Regions from separate parts of the Homo sapiens genome. Here region 2 is linked to region 1. The links are chromatin loops, found by intact Hi-C in ENCODE. Cell type or tissue: ovary. All regions are shown on one strand. Region 1 overlaps ERMP1 (endoplasmic reticulum metallopeptidase 1). Region 2 has its middle 13 kb from the start of ERMP1.

What was found. Peaks named below come from ENCODE experiments on the same cell type or tissue, not always from the same donor. Only the 100,000 strongest peaks of a DNase experiment are listed, where the experiment ranks them.
Region 2: a loop joins it to region 1, with 5 times the contacts of the local background. A loop is called at or near these places in 14 of 110 quality-filtered maps.

Annotation. Positions count from the first base shown.
Region 1 is chr9:5,781,614-5,789,613 of GRCh38, forward strand. ERMP1 (endoplasmic reticulum metallopeptidase 1) reads right to left here. Exons shown (of 15, transcript NM_024896.3): 14 at 5,817-5,980; 15 at 2,959-5,695. The coding sequence ends at 5,531. Among named protein-coding and RNA genes, the nearest start is that of ERMP1, 48 kb to the right of the region's middle. In ovary, no CTCF peak of the experiment used is centred here; no DNase peak of the experiment used is centred here.
Region 2 is chr9:5,841,773-5,849,772 of GRCh38, forward strand. It overlaps a transcript of ERMP1 not described here. Among named protein-coding and RNA genes, the nearest start is that of ERMP1, 13 kb to the left of the region's middle. RefSeq lists enhancers at 1-132, 2,741-2,860, 2,991-3,110. In ovary, no CTCF peak of the experiment used is centred here; no DNase peak of the experiment used is centred here; H3K27ac peaks cover 1,046 bases.

The DNA.
Region 1 (8,000 bases):
ATTAACCTTAAATATAAATGCGCTAAATGCCCCAATTAAAAGACATAGACTGGCAAACTGGACAAAGAGTCAAGACCCATCAGTGTGGTGTATTCAGGAGATGCATCTCACATGCAAAGACACACACATGCTCAAAATAAAGGGATGGAGGAATATTTACCAAGCAAATGAAAAGCAAAAATAAAAGCAGGGGTTGCAATCCTAGTTTCTGATAAAACAGACTTCTTTAAACCAACAAAGATCAAGAGGGACAAAGAAGGCCATTACATAATGGTAAAGGGATCAATGCAACAAGAAGAGCTAACTATCCTAAATATATATGTACCCAATACAGGAGCACCCAGATTTATAAAGTTCTTAGAGACCTACAAAGAGACTTAGATTCCCACGCAATAATGGTGGGAGACTTTAACACCCCACTGTCAATATTAGATCAACATGATTGTATATTTAGAAAACCCCATAGTCTCAGCCCAAAGTCTCCTTAAGCTGATAAGCAACTTCAGCAAAGTCTCAGGATACAAAGTCAGTGTGCAAAAATCACAAGCATACCTCTACACCAATAACAGACAAACAGAGAGCCAAATCATGAGTGAACTCCCATTCACAACTGCTGCAAAGACAATAAAATACCTAGGAATACAACTTACAGAGGATGTGAAGGACCTCTTCAAGGAGAACTACAAACCACTGTTCAATGAAATAAGAAAGGACACACACAAATGGAAGAACATTCTATGCTCATGGATAGGAAGAATCAATATTGTGAAAATGGCCATACTGCCCAAAGTAATTTACAAATTCAGTGCTATCCCCAACAAGCTACCATTGACTTTCTTCACAGAATTGAATAACTACTTTAAAGTTCATATGGAACCAAAAAAGAGCCCACATAGCCAAGACAATCCTAAGCAAAAAGAACAGTGCTGGAGACATCACGCTACTGACTTCAAACTATACTACAAGGCCACAGTAACAAAAACAGCATGGTACTGGTACCAAAACAAGATATATAGACCAGTGAAACAGAACAGAGACCTCAGAAATAATACCACACATCTACAACCATCTGATCTTTGACAAACCTGACAAAAACAAAGAATGGGGAAGGGATTCCCTATTTAATAAATGGTGTTGGGAAAACTAGCTAGCCATGTGCAGAAAGCTGACACTGGATCCCTTCCTTACACCTTATACAAAAATTAACTCAAGATGGATTAAAGACTTAAACGTAAGACATAAAAACCCTAGAAGAAAACCTAGGCAATACCATTCAGGACACAGGCATGGGCAAAGACTTCATGACTAAAACACCAAAAGCAATGGCAACAGAAGCCAAAATAGACAAATGGGATCTAATTAAAGAGCTTCCGCACAGCAAAAGAAACTAACATCAGAGTGAACGGGCAACCTACAGAATGGGAGAAAATTTTTGCAATCTATCCATCTGACAAAGGGCTAATACCAGAATCTACAAAGAACTTAAACTTACAAGAAAAAAAAAAAACATCAAAAAGTGGGCAAAGGGTATGAACAGACACTTCTCAAAAGAAGACATTTATGCAGCCAACAAACATATGAAAAATAAGCTCATCACCACTGGTCAGAGAAATGCAAATCAAAACTACAATGAGATACCATGTCACGCCAGTTAGAACGGCGATCATTAAAAAGTCAGGAAACAACAGATGCTAAAGAGGATGTGGAGAAATAGGAACTCTTTTACATTGTTGGTGGGAGTGTAAATTAGTCCAACCATTGTGGAAGACAGTGTGACGATTCCTCAAGGATCTAGAACTAGAAATATCATTTGACCCAGCCATCCCATTACTGGATATATACCCAAAGGACTATAAATCATTCCACTATAAAGACACATGCACATGTATGTTTACTGCAGCACTGTTCACGATAGCAAAGACTCAGAACCAACCCAAATGCCCATCATCAATGATAGACTGGATAAAGAAAATGTGGCACGTATGCACCATGGAATACTATGCAGCCCTAAAAATGGTTGAGTTCCTGTCCTTTGCAGGGACATGGATGAAGCTGGAAGCCATCATTCTCAGCAAACTAACACAAGAACAGAAAGCCAAACACCGCATGTTCTCACTCATAAGTGGGAGTTGAACAATGAGAACACATGGACACAGGGAGGGGAACATCACACACCAGAGCCTGTCAGAGGGTGGGGGGCTAGGGGAGGGACAGCATTAGGAGAAATACCTAATGTAGATGACAGGTTGATGGGTGCAGCAAACTGCCATGGCACATGTATACATATGTAACAAACCTGTACATTCCACACATGTACCCCAGAACTTAAAGTATAATTTTAAAAAATTTAAAAAGAGTCGTAACTGCATCTTGGCTAAAAACAAATGTAAATAGCCATAACTGCATCTTGACTTTATTGGCCCTAAAAGAAGAAGAGGAGTATTAGGTTAGAAGTTGTTCAGCTGCTTCACCTTGCATTGAACTGTTCTGAGAGAATTCACTCAAAGTTTAAATAACTTGCACAGAGATCTCTGAACTCAAAGTTCATGCTCTATTTTGGTGAGTGGTGGTGCCCTTTCCTTCTGTGGAGATTAGAATAAGCAATGAGTCACTCTGGCTGAAAGGCAACTTCTTCCCTCCCTCCTACCCTTACTCCCAAATAAAAGAACGCCCTTTACCCTTTGCTATTTTTTTGCTAATGGGGATGATTTAAAACTCCTACATAGGTGAAGCTCAACATTTACCTAATAATTTCTGTGAAATTCAGAAGTACCATTTCATTCTAAGATAAAGGATTCTAACTGAAGTAAACATTTCCATGTTGAGTTCTTTGCTCACATGAGCCATCTAGGTCTTTTAACAGCAATTAAAAGGCTCTGTGGACATGGAATAACCCTTGAAAATATGGGGATACAGAAGAACACAGATCTGTTTTTCAGTTAAAAAGATACCAACCAGTATATTAAACAGTTTATTTCAGTAACATTGTAAGGCAACAATTAATCCTCAGTAAGTCAGCAAACCAGTGACAAGAAATTGACAAACACTCCTTCTACAGCTTCCTGAGACAGCAGGCTGGCTTGTGGCCCCCTGGGTGGTAACATCTTAAGGAATCCTATCATGTTTGTTTATATATGCTAAACTGTAAAAACAAACACTTCATGCGACAATCATTCTTAGGTCAAACACAAGAACGAACTATTTTGAAATCAATTCCTCACACTTTTTCCCTGAATATGCAGTACTGTACTACTAACATCTAATTCTGTAGAAAATAATGCATTTGTTAGTGACTTTGTTAGAGCTTGAAAAGACCCTTTTAGAAATTATTTAAATGATCACTCTTTAAAAATTTTTTTTAATCTCAGAATCTACTAATGTGACAGACAAACGGTATGCTTAACAGAGTCATAAATACTGTGTATAATTGCTTGACCATTTCTGGCATTTAAATGACCTCCCAGAATATTACACAAGCCCTGAGACTAGTGAGCATCTTACTACTGACCTTGTACAATACCAAAGCTTCATAATGCTAAAGAAAACCAAAACAAAAGACAATGGTTTACACAGGGAAATAACCCTAAGGCAATATGAAAACAGTCATAATTTATTACTGATAAAGAGTAAAGGCATCCTTCCCATAGAGGGGGGGAATTCACAGGGAACACTAATTATATCAGATGAACCACGGGGATAGAAAATAGGCCCATTTTTAAAATTCATTGAGAAATTATTACTTTTTCTCCACAACTGTGATTCTATACAAAATATAAACCCTGCAAACCTTATGTGCTACCTGACAGATAAAAGTAGCAGGAGCCAGACTCTTGAAGCACTTGAGACTGATTTCTACAAAGTCCAGGAAGAGCAATGATTCCAGTGTGCAGTGCTGATGCATGTGTGAGCCTAACATGTTATTCAGCTCTGGTTGCAGCCCCATCTACATGGGCCCAGTTAGTTTTTAGGGAGTCACAGATTAGGCAGGCAACGAGGGGCATGATTTAAAAAGCACATCATACACATGAGACAAGCAGCTTCAAGGACGTTTTCTCCGGCAATGCATACTTACTGTGCTCTTTCTATTCAGACAGATCCACAGACCACCTTTCAAGAGCATTCCTCTCTCATTTCCTCCATCACCCAAGATAAATCTAGCCACCCTTTTTTGTTAACTGTGCCTTTTCTTTCAACTTTTTGTCCTTGTTAAAACTCAAAATTTGTCCAACGTTTCACATTTCCTAATGATAAAAAGAAAGCTTGCACAGTTTACCATTGATCTCACCAATGCCCTCACTGCTGGAACCAAAAAGCCATGAGAGGTACTGCTGTGATACACCTTACAAGCTACATAGCCATCTTCAAAATGAAAACCACCTTTTAAGTCCTCATGCTGCCATTACGCAGGATCTGAACCACCTACACGTACAGTGGTCTCATTCCAGTATAAGCCACAACCTCAAGTCTCAGGAAAGCCAGTCTGCTGGATAGTAAGTTACTGAGAAAAACTAATCTATTCAACTGGCTGGAAAACAAAAAGATAGGCCCAGTGCATCAGTAAGATTATACCATGAAGGACTAACCTTGTATAACACAAGACTCCTATGAAACAAAGAAAAGAGAATAAATATTTATAAAATTCCCACCACTCCCAGCCTTCCTTCTACCCCAGAATAGCCCAGATGGCAGCTCAGTGCTCTGAGGAAGGAAGTTAAGGTCATGTACTGGCACAAACAATATTCTGAACCAAAAGAACCTACGAAAACCAGAGGGGTATGTGGCCAAATATTCCCCTTTTCAACTTGGTAAGATGGAGAGGGGTAACAGACATGTTTCAGAGGAAAACAGGCATAGAAAACCACCTCAGGAAAGCAGCACAGCAGTGCATCTGTGTGTCCACTTGTCAGGACAGTGAGTCACCAGCTCAGCACAGGGTCCAGGCCTCAGCACAGAGAGACAAAGCACATTTGAGAGGCTGCCTGAAGAAACAGCTTGACACAGGCTACAGCCTCAAGAGTGCAATGCTTCTCTCCCAGCCCTATGGCAATCACTTTCCAGTGACCTACACAGAGTTATATTCTCAAGGGGAATCATTACCTCAGTGAATGATATTTTACCCACCATCCACTAATACAACAAATGGTTTTGGGGCTTAAATTGGAAACAACTTTTGTCTCATTAACAATGCTCTGACAGTGTACATCTTTCTTGATCCTAAAGGGGCAGCTATTGAAGTGGATTGTTGGCTTTGTCCTTAAGGTCATATAAAATGACGTGTGTGTAGTGGCAGTACCCACATGTGCTGAAGTGCCAAAAGACTGGCATTTTCAAGTGTCAACAGGCCATGCATCACTGCGCCACAGCTAAACCCTTATAGTGCTTGGCCCTGAAAAGCGTTAACCCAGAAAGCTCTTTGAACATATGATCATTAAAATTCATTGACTTACGTTACAAACATCCACGTAACATAGGGAGAAACCATGTCACATGGAGTATCCACTGGGCATGTACTTAGAGCTCATCCACAAGATTAAAATACAAAGAGATCGTAGGTGCACACCCAGGCAGAGGGAAATGTCCAATCTGGGAACTTTTCCTTCAGAGCATCCAGTTGAGGGGATCTCTTGTCTTCCCCAGACAGATAGTGGGCAGCAATGGCCACGGTGACCATTCCTTCAGGATGTTCTTCTGAAACCTGCCAGAGAAAATCAATTAGTTCTCCAGTTCTCAGAAGCCAGAATACTGAACCCAAGGTTCTTGCTAAATACCACCTGGGAACCTAATCAATGAAACAAACAATGCTGGGAAATTGGCACCTGCACTTCTATCCAGAACTGCCATGCAGAGGCCTGGAGTCCATGGGAGTAAAAGACAAAGTAGTCTCCTCCTTTACTTGTGACTGGGGTGCCATTGCCAAGAGACCACTGAGAAAGTGTTGACCCTTTGTGGGCTCGAACATAGAAGGACATATGGCTTGGTCCTGTAAGGTAAAAGGAAGAAAGAACAGTTAATCTTTTTAAAAGGATCAAAAAAATAACCCACAATCCAAACCAGACTTCATAAAGGTTCATGCCTGCATGACTTTAAATATACTTACTATAAACCTAATGGAGGTTTACCAGTTTGGACACTTAGTGTGAATCAACAAGGTTAAATAATGAGGTACAGGAGAAAAGGCACAGACTGTAAATGAGAAAGCCTGTGTTAAGTTGGTCCTATCACTTAACTGCTGCATGACATCAGGAATTTAATCTATGTCACAATTTCTTCATTGAGGGGATTATATTAGAAAAAGCATATGAAAGTGTTGGCAAAACTGCGAAGTGCTGTAACAGTACTGAATAGGACTGCCATTATGAATGGAGTTGTAATTTTCAGAGTTGATCATGTAACACCTTAAAATATGTTTTACTAGTTTTTCCCTTCAAGCTGGAAAATATTAGCTCAGTTCTGAAAATTTAGTCATCACTGGGAACTTCCAAGGAAACTGATGACAGTGGAAGTCAAACTAAAACTAAAATAGATAAAACTAAACAAAAACACACCCTCAGCCTAACTTAAAGACAGAGAATACCCACATTTGAAATAACCGTAAATTTTTAAATCTCAGGGAGCAATCTCACACACTTGTGCCCACCCTGCTTCTGCTGCAAGGCTTTGTGGCAAATGCAGACCAAGTCAGTCCACCCTAAATCTGAAAATACTACTATAGTGTCCAGTCAAAGAAAGGTTTACAGGGCAGGGACTTAAAAGTATATTATTGAAGTAACAGTCTTCAAAACCAAAGCTTCTCAGGGAAAAATAAAAAAGAAGGAAGAGGAATCCTTTGGCATTTGGGTGGTGAAGATGAAAAGAAGCAAAAGAAAATTCAGGGTCCTGCAAGAAAAATCCAGTCAAAAAAGTTGAAAGAGATAAATATTATTCATCCACACCAACACAAACTTCCTAAAGAATCTGGACTTTCTTACACTGACAGAAAAGGAAGCCATTGCTAGAAATCTTACAAAACAGCACAAAAATGAGGAAGAAAAGGATAAACAGATCCATACAGTTATTACCAAAAAAAAGTATCAGAAAATTCCTCTTGGAAAAAAAAAGAAATAACCATGAAGCAGGAGAAAATGTTATAATCACACTCCAACTACAAATATATCCATACAAACATTTGGGGATATTTAAAACCCCACCATGAATCAGAAATTCTTACTAGAAGGAAGAATTAAAAGGACCGACTAGACTCAGAAAAGAAATGGAGGAAAAAGGCAAAATTACCTTAGAAATGAAGACAATTACAAGATGCCCAACAGAATAGATTCAAAGGAAAATTTAATAACAGTCATAAAGACAGGAGAAATACTAAGAAAATTAAAATGGGAAAAAGCAAAGTAAAAAAGGTTAGCGATAGTGGTAAAAATGGAAGGCAGGTCAGAAAAAATATTCATTTGGTACCCCAGAAGAAAACCAAACAACGAAACAGAACTAATATTTAAAACTGTAATCCAAGAAAGCATTCCAGAAACAAAAAGAGAGCTGAATCTACACATTGAAAGAGACTACCAGGCACCTTAGAATATTAACACAGAACAAACAACTTCAAGACATAACCTAGTAAAACTATTAGATTTCAAAGAAAAAAAAAATCTTCAAGGTCTTCAATAAAAAGTTTGATCAAATAACTTACAAAAAAAATTACATTGGTATCAGACCCCAAAAACAATATATAAAACAAGGCAACAATGGAACAACAATTTTTAAAAACTCAATATTGGAAAACGTGAACCAAAGATTTTATGTCCACCAACTTGTCCTTCAACTATCAGGATTACAGAAAACCAATTTTAACCATACAGAAACAGCACTCATGAGCCCTTCTTCAGAAACAGTCTAGAGAATAAGCTTCATCCAACCAACAGATAACTGTACAAACTTCAGCAAAAGAACTTTTTCCTGAGACAGGGTCTTGCTCTATCACCTAGGTTCGAGTGCAGTGGTGTGAACAC
Region 2 (8,000 bases), 60 kb after region 1:
CTTCAGGTGAGTTCTTGGTCTCGCTGACTTCAAGAATGAAGCTGTGGACCCTCGCGGTGAGTGTGACAGTTCTTAAAGATGGTGTGTCTGGAGTTTCTTCCTTGTGGTGGGTTTGTGGTCTCACTTGACTTCAGGAGTGAAACCACATATCTTCGCAGTGAGTGTTACAGCTCTTAAAGGTGGCGCATCCGGAGTTGTTTTTTCCTCCTGGTGGGTTCATGGTCTTGCTGACTTCAGGAGTAAAGCTGCAGACACAGACCTTCACAGTGAGCGTTACAGCATATAAAGGTAGTGCGGACCCAAAGAGTGAGCAGCAGCAAGATTTATTGTGAAAACAGAAAGAACAAAGCCTCCACACAGTGCAAGGGGACTGGAGCAGGTTGCAGCTGCTGGCTGGGGTGGCCAGCTTTTATTCCCTTACTTGGCCCCGCCCACATCCTGCTGATTGGTCCATTTTACAGAGTGCTGATTGGTCCGTTTTTACAGAGTGATGATTGGTGCATTTACAAATCTTTAGCTAGACACAGAGCACTGGTTGGTGTGTTTACAATCCTTTAGCTAGACAGAGAAGTTCTCCAAGTCCCCACCAGACCCAGAAGCCCAACCGGCTTCACCTCTCAACTGCACTCCAGCCTGGGTGACAGGCAGAACGAGACTGTCTCAAAAAAAAAAAAAAAAGAAAGAAAAGAAAAAAGAAAAAAAGAAAATGTTTTGGAACTAGATAGCTGTGGTTTGCACAACATTATAAAGTACTAAATGCCACAAAGTTGTTCACTTTTAAAACAATTTTATATTATGTAAATTTCACCTCAATCAGAAACAAACTTATTAATTGTATATTATTCACAGCTGACTGTAGCAAGTAGACTATAAAAAGAAGTCTTAATTCCAGAGACAAATGCCTCCCCAAGTTCACTTTCAGTAAGCCATTTGCTACTCTGTTGCTGTTATAAATTGTGATGATAATAAGTGCCTTGGATTTCAGTAGCCTCTTACTTCCAAGCAATTCAAAGTACTAAATCAGGATTTCTGATCTCCGTTTTTTAAAGAAAATCAATAAACAGATCTGTAGCAGAGATGCTGATTCTTTAGAAAAGGCTAAGGAAATCGCTTAATTCATAGCCTAAAGTTTTAAAAGCCTTTTCCCTCTCAGATTCCTTCATGATTCTAATATCCTAGCCAGAGATAAGGCTAATCTTTAAGAAGCTCCACAAAGTTGTGAGCCCAAATTAAGAGATTCAGATACAAAAAGCCAAGTGACAAACAGACTTGTTATTCAAAAGTGCTATTATGTCAGCAAGGTAATTGGGACTTATTTAGGGAACAGAAAAGAGCATTTACCAACCATTTCCTGACATGGGCAGATAAGGTGATAGAATAAAACAGGTCAGGTTAAGGTTAGAAGGAGTGGTAAGGACTGGCGTGAACTAGAACCCTGGCTCCACCTAAATCAGTAACAGTAACCATAGCTCTGCGGAATTTGGGGCTCAGCACAGCCAAATCTGCTATTTTTTCAAGAAATGACAGAAACTCAGATATTTATGTGAAACCTTCTGCTCTGTTAATGTTGGAAACAAATTTAAAAAGAGAAGAACATTTTGTGTGCCAAAGAAAATAGGTGTGTAAACTGGATTCCACCCACCTGCTGCCAGTTTGAAGCCTCTGAGCCCTCACCTTTAAGCCCTCAAGGACATACTTGATTAAAGATAAAATATTTCCCTGAGTGGGGATCAGGTTATTCATGAGATTCTTATCTCCAGATTTGGGGGAAAGTTTATAGTGCTAGAATGTATCAGATGTAGCTAGCCAGTCAAGTCTCTTTCTTCTCTCCTTCTTAGTTGAGAGGTCAGTCTTGTCAAATGCCCCCCTCCCCGCTTCTAGCCACTGCTTTGTTTATTTTGCAGGAACAGTGAATAAGTAGCAGAACGCTTTCTGAAGTTTTTGCTGATGCAGAGCCGAAGATCTCTGCTACAACAAATGTTCTGAAATGGAGTCTTCTCTCTCATCCCCATCCCCTACCACGGACAGTGTTGCACACACCGGGGTTGTAAAACTCAAAGGCAGAGTTACAGCCCTCCTGGATTTTAGACCAAGCCTGGGGATATGCAGCTGTATTTACTCTTCTTGTGTGTCCTGGGGGGAGGAAGGATGGGAAGAGCAGTGCATCCTGGAACCGTGGCTATGGAAAATAACGAGCACTCCTCCACCCCCTGGCCAATACCGGCACAGACTTAATTTGAGGGGTAATGTTCTGTGAAGTATGATGGCATTTCCGGGAGAAGAATCTCAGTCAGACCTACAATCAAACATACATTTCCTTACCAGGGGTAAGGAAAAAAATCTTTCCTCTTAAAATTAGACACCCTGTCCTGGAAAACACTAACATCCTACATCCTGAGACTTCCTTCCTGCAGCCTTCCAGCTCTTTCTGCCCAGACTCAGATGTAAGTGGCCAAGTAGCCACAGGCTGCCTAGCAGAGAAGATTTTGTGTTTTTTTGTTTGTTTGTTCGTTTGTTTCAAGACAGAGTCTTGCTCTGTCACCCCAGACTATAGTGCAGTGATGCGATTTCAGTTCACTGCAACCTCTGTCTCCCAGGTTCAAGTGATTCTTGTGCCTCAGCCTTCTGAGTAGCTCTTATTATAGGCATGTACCACCATGCCTGGCTAATTTTTGTATTTTTAGTAGAGATGGTGTTTTGCCATGTTTCCAGGCTGGTCTCAAACCCCTAGGCTCAAGTGACCCACCCTCCTTGGCCTCCCAAAGTGCTGGGATTACAGGCGTGAGCCACCACGCCTGGCCCTAGCAGAGAAGATTACAGTCAATCTTTGTGAGAACTAAAGAGAAACTTCTGCCGTCACCTTTGCGGAGAACTGTCAAGGAGCCGCTTGGTCAGAAGAGCAGGAACTCCTCTGGAAGAAGCCTGGGCATACCTCCTGCACCCCTCCTCATCCCCTTTTTGTTTATATATGGGTGGATTTTTCAACTTTATCAGCCTTGCAGGAAACCATAAATATATTTCCAGTTGACAGTCAAGTTTTCTGGTTGTGAACCTCAGGTCTTCTAAAGTCACCATCTGCTACAGAAACAAAAGTCAACAAATACCACATTCTTCCCAACTGGTCTACCAAAAATTATGGCTGCTTTGAGCATGTCAGCCTTGTGGTTTTCTTCAGAGGGCAGGATGTGTCCTGGCCCCTCTGGTAGTTTAGCTTGGTTTCCTGCCAAAGCGAACAGGGGAAAATGTCCCCCCACCCCCGCCAGCTCTTCCTTGGGGCAGTATAGGGCCTTTGAAACTTAAACTTGCATTTGTCGAGCCTAAAACTTGAATCATCGTGTTTTGTTTTTGTTTCCATTGGGAAACTTTCAGTGTTTTTTTTTTTTGTTGTTGTGGTGGTGGTGGTTTAATTTTTTTATAAATCATTGTTTCTTCTTAAAGTTTTAATGCCCCTGACCTGTGACTCTGAGAGGATTTGACAAATTATCTGTGCTCTTAAAAGGAAGTTTCTTGTCAGGTGTTTTTGCTTGTGCCTATAATCCCAGCTACTTGGGAGGCCAAGGCGGGAGGATCACTTGAAACCAGGAGTTCAAGACCAGCCTGGGCAACATAGCAAGACCCCATTTCAAAATAATAATAATATTAAAAGTAACTTTCTTAAAGTTTGAGGGAGTGGGGAGGAGGATGAAGAGAGAGAGAGAATAACTTATTCAAGTTATCTTCTCTTTTTCTTTCACAAAACTAACTCCTGATTGATTGATTGATTGATCGATCGATAGATTATCTGGAGTTCTTCCAGCCTGTGGATTAACTGCACTCCACCTCATCACTCCCTTCCATTTGCTACCAGTGTCTTTTGTTATTTCTGCCACAGATTCTCTAGTGAAGAAAAGAAACCACTCAAATTGGTTCTCCTTGATCACACCAAAGAGAGGTTGTAGGGTGCCCTCTTAGAGCAGACAGTGGAGTCAACTCTTGCCTCAGGAGAGCACGCCTTGCTAAGGGCTCTTTGGGTATTTTTGTGAGGAGACTGAGGAGAACTCAGTAGGCCTGAGGAGTATTTTTGAGGCCACAGAACCATGGACAGGTGTAAGGGGAAGTTCCAGGAGGGAGGCAATTAGTGTAACTGTTGTTCAGGCCCTCGGAGTGTTTGGGTCAGGGAGAAGGGCAGAGAAGAAGCCACTTTGGAGTGTCAGGCAGGCCTGGATGGGCAAATGTGGCCAGTCAGTGCTTCTTGAACTTGTTTGTGCTTAGGTGCTACCTGGGGATCTGGGTCTGGAGAGGTTGGGTGGGGTGGATTCTGCACCCCTAACACAGCCCCTGCTCATGTTCATGCTGTGCTTTACCTCACTAGGTAACCACACTTTGTGAAGCAAGATGGTAAATATTCTGGGAGCTAGGGACAGCTTAAAGGTAAGGCCAGAGGCAAGGCCAGGGACAGCAAGCAAAAGCAGCCTGCATCCATGTCACTATTAAGGCACCAGATGGACAGTCTTACTGGAAGCCTGCCAAAAGTAGAGCAAGACCCCTCCCCCGCCACCCACCCAGTGGCCCACAGATCTGGGCTCAAATCCTAGCTCTGCTACTAATTTGCTGTGTGACCTTAAGGAAGTCATTTCATCCCTCTGAGGCTGTTTCCTCATCTGTAAAAACAGAGATATTAAAACCTCCCTTGGCCATTTCACAGGGTTACCCTGAAAATTAAATGATATAAGTATGGGGAAGCTGTTTGTAGCTGCCAAAGTACTTTGCAATGTAACCTGTGATTATGTCAGATAGATTCCTCTTGGGAACCTTGCATGGTTTCACTCATGTATGTGTGATTATCACATCTAACTACATTTCCCAAAGGATTGGGCAAGCACTTACTCCCGTGGGTGTGAAGGGGAAGAGTTCATATTTATTTCATCATGCTTCAAAGCCTTTGCAACTGGTCCATAGCTCAGGTACTTTGCTATCCCTGTGGTTCAACATTAATCACCTGTTTTATGGGGTGGTTATTCCTTTCTGAAAGGATGGAGGACTTGTTTGTGTTTATGGACATTTCCCCGTTCTATTTGAGTTATATCACATTCCGCTTTGACCCAAGCAGAATAGTTGATTTTCCTGTTCAGCATGGAACTGGACGCCCTTTAATTAGGAAACTCTGAATGGGTATGCTGCAGAGATTTATGGCAGACAGAGACCATTTCCTTCAGGTTTCCCACAGGGGTGCGATGGCCTCCCCCAACCAGATTCAGCATATTCTCTCCTGCATCCTCTCAGCACCAATGCTCAGCAGCCCATAGGCAGCCCTCAGCTACAAAGAATGCCCAGGGGATGGAGGGAAGAGACGCCAGTAAATTGAATTTGCTGTTTAACTCACTGTTAGATCTAGAAAATATGGGCTTTGTTTTTTTCAATTCTTACAATTACTCAATGTGTTTTGAAGATTAGAATTTTGCATCTATGTTATCAACCCAAATATCATCACTGATTGTGATGCTCGATGTGGATGACTATAAACAGGCCCAGCCTCATTCTGTTGTCCAGGCTGTAGTGCAGTCTGCTCCTCTGCCTCCTGGGCTCAAACGATCCTCCCGCCTCAGCCCTCCAAGTAGCTAGGACCACAGGGGCATGTCACCACACCCAGCTAATTTTTGTATTTTTAGTAGAGAAGGAGTTTCACCATGTTGCCCAGGCTGGTCTTCACCTCCTGAGCTCAAGTGATCACCTGCCTCGGCCTCCCAAAGTGCTGGGATTACAGGTGTGAGCTACTGCACCTGACCCCCAGATGGCTTTTTCACTAAAACCCCAATTTTGTTCCTTCTCTTAGGAATAACATGTACAAAACAAAACAAAATCGGCCAGGCGCAGTGGCTCACACCTGTAATCCCGGCACTTTGGGAGGCCAAGGCGGGCGGATCATGAGGTCAAGAGATCGAGACCATCCTGGCTAACACGGTAAAACCCTGTGTCTACTACAAATACAAAAAATTAGCCGGGCGTGGTGGCAGGCGCCTGTAGTCCCAGCTACTCGGGAGGCTGAGGCAGGAGAATGGCGTGAACCCAGGAGGCGGAGCTTGCAGTGAGTCGAGATGGCACCGCTGTACTCCAGCCCGGGCGACAGAGCGAGACTCCGTCTAAAAAAATAAAAAAGACAGGAAAAAAAAAAAAACCCAAATCAAAAAAATCAGAACAAAACAAACCCCGTAAGATGGGTTTATTATTATCCTGGTTTTATCAATGGAAAACTGAGGCTTAGAGAAAGGATATCATTTACTGAAGGTCATACAGACACTAAATGGCTGAGGTGGGATCTGAAGATGAGTCTGTGTGGTAGGCAGAAAAACAGCCCCCTCAAGATGTCCACATCCTAATCCACAAGACCTTTGAACGTATTCCTTTACTTGGCAAAGGGACTTTCAAATGTGATTAACTTAAGGACCTTGAGATGGGGAGATTATCCCAGTTATCTGGGTGGGCCTGATGTAAACACATGGATCTTTATGAAGGAAAGCGGGAAGTAGGAGAGTAAGAGAAGGAGACAAGATAATGGAGGAGGTCGGAGTGGCCACGAGATGCAGACAGCCTCCTGCAGCTGGAAAAAGCAGGGACGTGGATCTGCGCCTAGAACCCTCAGAACAAACACAGCTCTGCCGAGCCATTTCAGACTTCCAAACTCCAGAACTGTCAGATAATACATTCGTATTGTTCTAGGTCCCTAAGTTTGCAACAATTTCTTAGAGCAGCCATAGGAAGCTAATACACATCCAGATACAAGGAGTGGCAGAAAGAAAAGAAGTCTCAGTGGTTTTGTCAATAATTCATTTACAGGTCATGGCTAGCCATTTCTGGTTTTCTACAAGGATTTAGGGAACTAATTATTTTTTAATGTTCAGAGCTTGAATGCTTACCACTGAGTTAAATGACCTCTCTCTACCTCCACCCTGAAAAATGCCTCTTGTTTGAAGGTTGTTTGTAGCTAGAATTTGGGTTTCATAGGGACTGCAACATAGAGACTGCAAAGTTTATTTGTGCTGGAAATTATTAGTGAGGCTAGTTGAATATCACCTTTCTAAAAGAGTGAGTGGGTGAGGACTGGTTCACAGGGGTGTTGGTTTGAGTGCAGGTGGCTACTTGAAAGAGGAGGGACCTATGTGGCTTACTATGGTTAGATGGGGGTTCTGACCTAGCTGAGGAAACCAAGTGGAGAAGCCACTTTGTACTTTAGTTTTACAGTTAGTTTGATTATTTTTATTTTTATTTATATTTATATTTTTATTTTTATTTTAGATGGAGTCTTGCTCTGTCGCCAGGCTGGAGTGCAGTGGCACGATCTTGGCTCACTGCAACCTCTGCCTCCTGAGTTCAACCAAGCCTCCTGACTGGGCTTCCCGAGTAGCTGGGACTATAGGCATGTGCCACCACACCCAGCTAATTTTTGTATTTTTAGTAGAGACAGGGTTTCACCATGTTGGCCAGGAGGGTCTCAATCTCTTGACCTCGTGATCTGCCCAACTTGGCCTCCCAAAATGCTGGGATTACAGGCATGAGCCACTGCGTCTGGCCCAGTTAGTTTGATTTTTACAGCCTGTAGGGGAGAGAAGGGATCCTACAGATACTAATCTAGCACCTTCATTTTACAGATGAGCAACCTGGTCCGGGGGAGGAGAACTGACTTAGCCAAAGCAGACAGGGGGTCCTGGCCAGGATTAGAGCCCGAACCCAACCCCAGCTCCTTGCTATGCCCACTTCCTTCATCTCTCTTCCCACACCACTTGGTGTGGTTCTGTGTACACTAATTGGACATTTCCCATAAACAAAGTCATGGTTTGGTCACTGTTCAGAAGGTGGTATTTGTAGACTCAGATCACCAAGTGATATCCTCACTTCAATAAGTTGTCCTGTGATTCTTGGTTAATAAAACCCATGCTGTTATAACAAGTTTATTTCAGAGCCACATGTGTTATTAAAATAAATTACTCTGTTCTAGCACACTTTTGGCATGTTTGGTTCTTATA